Linked DNA regions of Homo sapiens: region 1 is linked to region 2. The links are chromatin contacts, found by Hi-C in ENCODE. All regions are on one chromosome and are shown on one strand. The core of a region is the stretch at or near the end of the contact, and the rest is flanking DNA. Distances in the headings are between cores, read along the strand shown. Region 1 holds the start of DEFB112 (defensin beta 112). Region 2 has its middle 9.8 kb from the start of C6orf141.

Region 1 (2,700 bases), core at 47-2,546, 510 kb after region 2:
TGGTTGTCAATAATTTCATAAGAGTGCTAAGAGGTTGTTAAGAGCTCACTGTAAAGTGAAAAAATTACTTTAAAAGTAGGAGGAAAAATATTTTCAGAAATAAGGACACAAATGTAGTTGCCTCTATTTAATGGTCCTATATATTATAAAAGGTTTTACAAAATGATAAACATATAGTACATATGTTTAAAAATCCAGTTAAATGAATAAATGACTTGGCTATTAATAAGTTCACCTTGCATGGCTATTGTTAGGAAAAATAAATTAATACAGGCAAAAGGCTGAACAAATGCTAGCTATTAAAATCATTATTATGAAGAAAACCTATCAGTGTTTATTGAAATCTGTATAATTCTTTGTACCTCAGAAAAGTTCTAAATATAGAGAGAATTCTAATGAGCACACTTTAATTAATTTTTATAAAGAAGAAAAATTATTATCTGATTTAAATTAACTCCCTTGTTGGTTTACATTATTAACTGAAGTTCACCTCCTTGTCCCCTTTTGGTGAGAAATTATTAGCTAAAAAGCTATTTATGTTTAAATGTTAGGGCAGAATAACAGTAAAATAATGAGTTACTACAGATTTATTTTAAGGTTACCTCCTCTGATCTCAATACTGAAAGATATCTTGATAATCAGAGAAAGCAGCAAGATAAAGAAAAAGGAGAATTTAACTGGAAGTGAGCAGTAGACAAGTGCAGCTTGTCTCAATTGTTAATAAAATACAATCTGAAACTTTTAGCAAGACATTTTATCTGATTAACCTCTGCTATAAATATCACTGTGGGGATCAATGATTTCCAAGCATAATTCATAACTTTCCCAGTTTTTTCTAATCTATTAATAGATCAAATTCAGTTAAATTTGAGTGTTGAATAAATACACATTTCATGGATCTGTGAAATCAACGTAGCATTATTTTCTTCTAATCATTTACATATATGCATATATATGAATGTATATTTTCATGTAATTAAGGTGAATTACAGCCTTTTCTAGGATGCTGTGCTTGAAAAATTATTCAAATATTTTTACCTGAGAACTGTGAATAAATGTAATGTAACATGATGATGGTATTAATAAAATGTTTTATAATGTCAATTCTACTTTAAATAACCCAGCTCCCCGACTTTAATGCTGGCCCCTTGACCCCTCTAGCAATAATATTCATATTACCTGGTGGAATAAGGACTCCAAAGAAAAGCAAAATACAGAAAAAGAGAAGGATCTTCATTGTAAATGATTTCTTGGTATAAAACAGTGTACAGATCATCTGTCTGACTCAGCTGTTGTTGAAACAAGAAAAAAAAACCCTTACATTTAAAGAATTCTTCTGCATAGTTTTGACTACTGAAGCTTATTAAGAGTGAGAACATTTCTATGCTTGGTGCATAGTGCCATATTCAAAGAGATAGTGACTAGAAAAAGCTGCATTGTCACACAAAAGTTACATCTGCTGATTTCTCTTGCAGTCAGTTTCTTTAAGAAACTTTAACAGTTACAAGAATATGGGTATAAATTGCTAAGTGACCAAGATCCGAAATAGTCCTGCAGCAATTCACTTGATACCCCAGGAGTACTAGTTTTATATAATTCCATTCACTATTTTAATGGCCCCAGTATTAACAATGAATCTCAATGTAATAAGAAATCAAAACCACAGAACTTTAGACTGAAATTATCATACAGAATATTTAATTTTACATATAAAAATGTTGAGATCCAGATTTGTCAGGTAATTTTATAATCCATACCTTCTTTACTTAAATTATGTATGAACATAAATCATGACAGTATTCTGGTGTTTATGGATATTATCCTATCGAGCTTAGCTGTACCACAAAGAAAGGTCTGTCCCCTCAAGTAGGATTTGTGAATGTCAGTGCAAAAACATTCAATGTTATAAACCTAGAATGCATTTCTCTGTTTGTTTGTTGTTATTTTCTATGTAGTGAGAAGTTATTTCTGAGTTAATTTGTAAGTTTTCCAAAGTCGACTATAGCAGATATACGATAAAGAGTTGATATTGTTCCCCAGACCCCATAAGGAATAATGACCCATTGAATCTCTCTTACTATACTCATAAAGAGCACTAAGAATCTGGGTGTAAAGAAGCCCCAGTTAATATTAGTCATCCTTATTTTACATTTATGAGAATGTTATTTACAAAGGTGTTGCAACTGAAACATGTACAAATAATCAGAATTGTGGCAAGGCTTCCTGGGCAAAGTGATAAAGAGATATGATCAATAATTTTTCCCTTCTACAACCAAATTCTTCACTGATAAAATATGAATTAAAAGTAAAGGACTTGACTAGATGCAGTGACTCATGCCTGTAGTCTCAGCACTTTTGGGGGCCGAGACAGACAGAGCGCTTGAGCTCCAGAGTTCAAGACCAGTCTGGGCAACACGGTGAAACCCCATCTCTACAAAAATACAAATATTAGCCAGGAGTGGTGACACACGCCTGTAGTCTCAGCTACACTGGGATGCTGTGGTGGGCAGATCTCCTGAGCCCTGGGAGGTCGAGGCTGCAGTGAGCCATGATCATGCCGCTGTACTCCAGCCTGGGTGACAGAGTGAGACACTGTCTCAAAAAAAAAAGCTAAGAATTTATACTAAAAGCTAAGGACTTACTGGGGTTCACTGAATAGAGGATTTAACTATCATTTGACATAGTATAAGATTATTTAAA
Region 2 (2,700 bases), core at 24-2,523:
TAAGAAGAGATGATCAGGCCATGAGGGCTCTGCCTTCATGAACGGATGAATATTCTTATTGAGGAAGTGGGTTTATTATTAAAGAGGAAGTTTGGCCCCCTGTACTCTCCTCTTTCTTGCCCTTCTACTTTTTCCTGTCAGCTGATGCAGCAAGAAGGCCCTTGCCAGATACTGGCCCCTCAGTCTTAGACTTTCCAGCCTCCAAACCATGAGCCAATAGATTTCTATTAATTGTATATTGCCTATTCTGTGCTGTTCTGTTGTGGCAGCACAAAATGGAAAAATGGATTAGGAAGGATTACATAAAAACTAAAATAAATAAATAAATAATAAAAATAAATAAATAAAAATGGAGGAGGAGGGGACAGTGAGAAATTACAGAGAAAGAGTAAAACAGATGTAAATCACAGCCAGAGGAAAAGATTGCTATCAGTATTTAACTGAGAGAGGGCTAATTCCATGGTTTTCTTAATAAAATTATAGTATAGAAAGTAAGAAAATAGCTGTGTTCAGTGGCTCATGCCTGCAATCCCAAAACTTTGGGAGACTGTGGTAGAAGGATTGCTTGAGGCCAGGACTTTGAGACCAGCCGGGACAATATAGGAACATTTTATCACTACAGCAAATTACCTGGGTGTCATGGCTCACACCTGTATTCCCAGCTACACAGGAGGCTGAGGCAGGAACACTTGAGCCTGCAAGGCCAAGGCTGCAGTGAGCATGACAGTGCCACTGCACTGCAGCCTGGGCAACAGAGTGAGACCCTGTCTTTTTTTTCATTTTTTTTCATTTTTTTTTTTTAAAAGGGACCGGGCACGGTGGCTCACGCCTGTAATCCCAGCACTTTGGGAGGCTGAGGTGGGTGGGACACAAGGTCAAGAGATCAAGACCATCCTGGCCAACATGGTGAAACTCCATCTCTACTAAAATACAAAAATTAGCTGGGCCTGGTGGCATGTGCCTATAGTCCCAGCTACTCAGGAGGCTGAGACAGGAGAACCGCTTGAACTCGGGAGGCGGAGGTTGCAGTGAGCCAAGATTGTGCCATTGCACTCCAGCCTGACAACAGAGCAAGACTCTGTCTCAAGAGAAAAAAAAAAAAAAGGAAAAAGGAAAAAGAAAGAAAACAAGCAAATAATACAAGTTTATCCTTAACAAAGAGGTAAAGAAAGAAGGAGGAGTAGAAGTAAGGAGCAGAATTGATTAATGACCAACTCAATGACCACAACTCAGCCTGCCTTGCCATTTTTCCCAAGCCTTGCCCTTGAGGGATGAATTATGAAGTATATATAAGATAATGAAGGATTATTACTAACAGTTTCTTTGACTTCATGGACATTCCAGATCAACTTGTTTGCAAACCTGCCAAACAACAGACAGTATTTTCCACCCACCCACTCTTTGCTTTGTTGATATAACATAGCACATTTGTATGTCTTCACATGGAGCTAAATATTTGGAAAATGAAGCCTCTGTGGATATAATATATTATTGAAGATTCCTCCAGTTGTTATAACCTAATTTGATCTTGTACATTGATTATGTAATAATATAATTGGAGGAAAAATTGCCTTGATCTTTTAAAAATTTTTAAATTATTATCTAATCCAGGTTTGATATTGATTGTGACCTTTTCTTTATAACTATAATGAGTGATTGTTTTATTTGAAATATTTAATATTAACTGATATTGAGTCAAAGATTAAATTCTGTCTATTGGAGAGGTAAACTTTTGTTTGTGCTCAAGATGGATATGGGCTAAAGTGGTTTTTTATTATCATCATTAAATGCTGACTCAGTTACTGGTGATGCAATTTCCTGTTTAGTAATTTGCTTATTCAAACTCAGTCAGAGAGCCTCATCTTAAATCTTGTTCTCTGACAGGAGAGAATGATGATGAATATACTTTAAAACTTTGGATAATGCAGGCAGCTGACACGGAATTACACTTTTAAAATCCCATTAAAGCAACAACTAATCAGAGTACTACATGAGTCATCCTTTGCAGTTATCTAGCTAACCTCATATTCTTTGTCTTTTAACCTGCAATTTCAAAATGTCTTGCCAGCATCATTTAGGAGTTGCCACATCTCTTTGGAATGAAAGTGCTTTTGAGAGAGAAAAAAGAGAGAGAGAGAGTCTCAGGGCCACATGCTAAGTAAACTTAAGCCTCTTTTATCTTTTCCCAGGAAAAAAGAAAGATATTAGTCACTCAAAATTTAAGCTGAAGAAACCTTTTTAAAACAGTTACTTCACTTTCCATTTAATCTCAGACCACTGGGGATATTTACAGTATTGCCGCTCTCCCTCTTTTCCTTTTTCCCCCTAAATTTGTAACTTCCAACATTTTCTCTTCTACCCAAAAATTACGAGTCTGATTCTCATTATCTAGCTTAAGTCCTTGACTTCTACATCTTTCCCTGAGGACCTCATCAAAAACTATGCTTTGGGTCCACAATTCTAAAGAACAATGAACTTTAAAAATTAAATTTTAAAATTTGTTTACAGGTTTTAGAGTTTACAAAGAGTTATCAGAAGAATTGTTTCAGCTGAACTCCATAATAACACTGGGAAGAAAGCAAGGCTGGTATTCTTTATACCTCAGAGATGAGAACATAGGGAGACTTGCCAAGGTAACGTGACCCGTTCAAGTCTCCTGACTCAGTCCAGAAAAATAGCCAGGTGTTTTTCTTTGCATAG

Evidence for each region. A loop is a pair of places that touch in the nucleus more often than their neighbours do. Pooled maps may share reads with other maps.
Region 1: a loop to region 2 is called in a map with no recorded cell type, with 2.2 times the contacts of the local background. The contact joins the promoter of DEFB112 here to the enhancer-like site in region 2. A Hi-C loop is called at or near these places in 1 of 37 single-sample maps with no recorded cell type and 2 of 50 pooled maps.

What each region holds. Positions count from the first base shown.
Region 1 is chr6:50,048,633-50,051,332 of GRCh38, forward strand. It overlaps DEFB112 (defensin beta 112), which reads right to left and starts at 1,297. Exons shown (of 2, transcript NM_001369057.2): 1 at 1,180-1,297. The coding sequence starts at 1,237.
Region 2 is chr6:49,539,483-49,542,182 of GRCh38, forward strand. No RefSeq gene overlaps it. Among named protein-coding and RNA genes, the nearest start is that of C6orf141, 9.8 kb to the right of the region's middle. Within about 2 kb of position 1,274, at least 3 of the 41 ENCODE cell types and tissues checked have a DNase peak (open chromatin) inside an H3K27ac peak, as active enhancers do.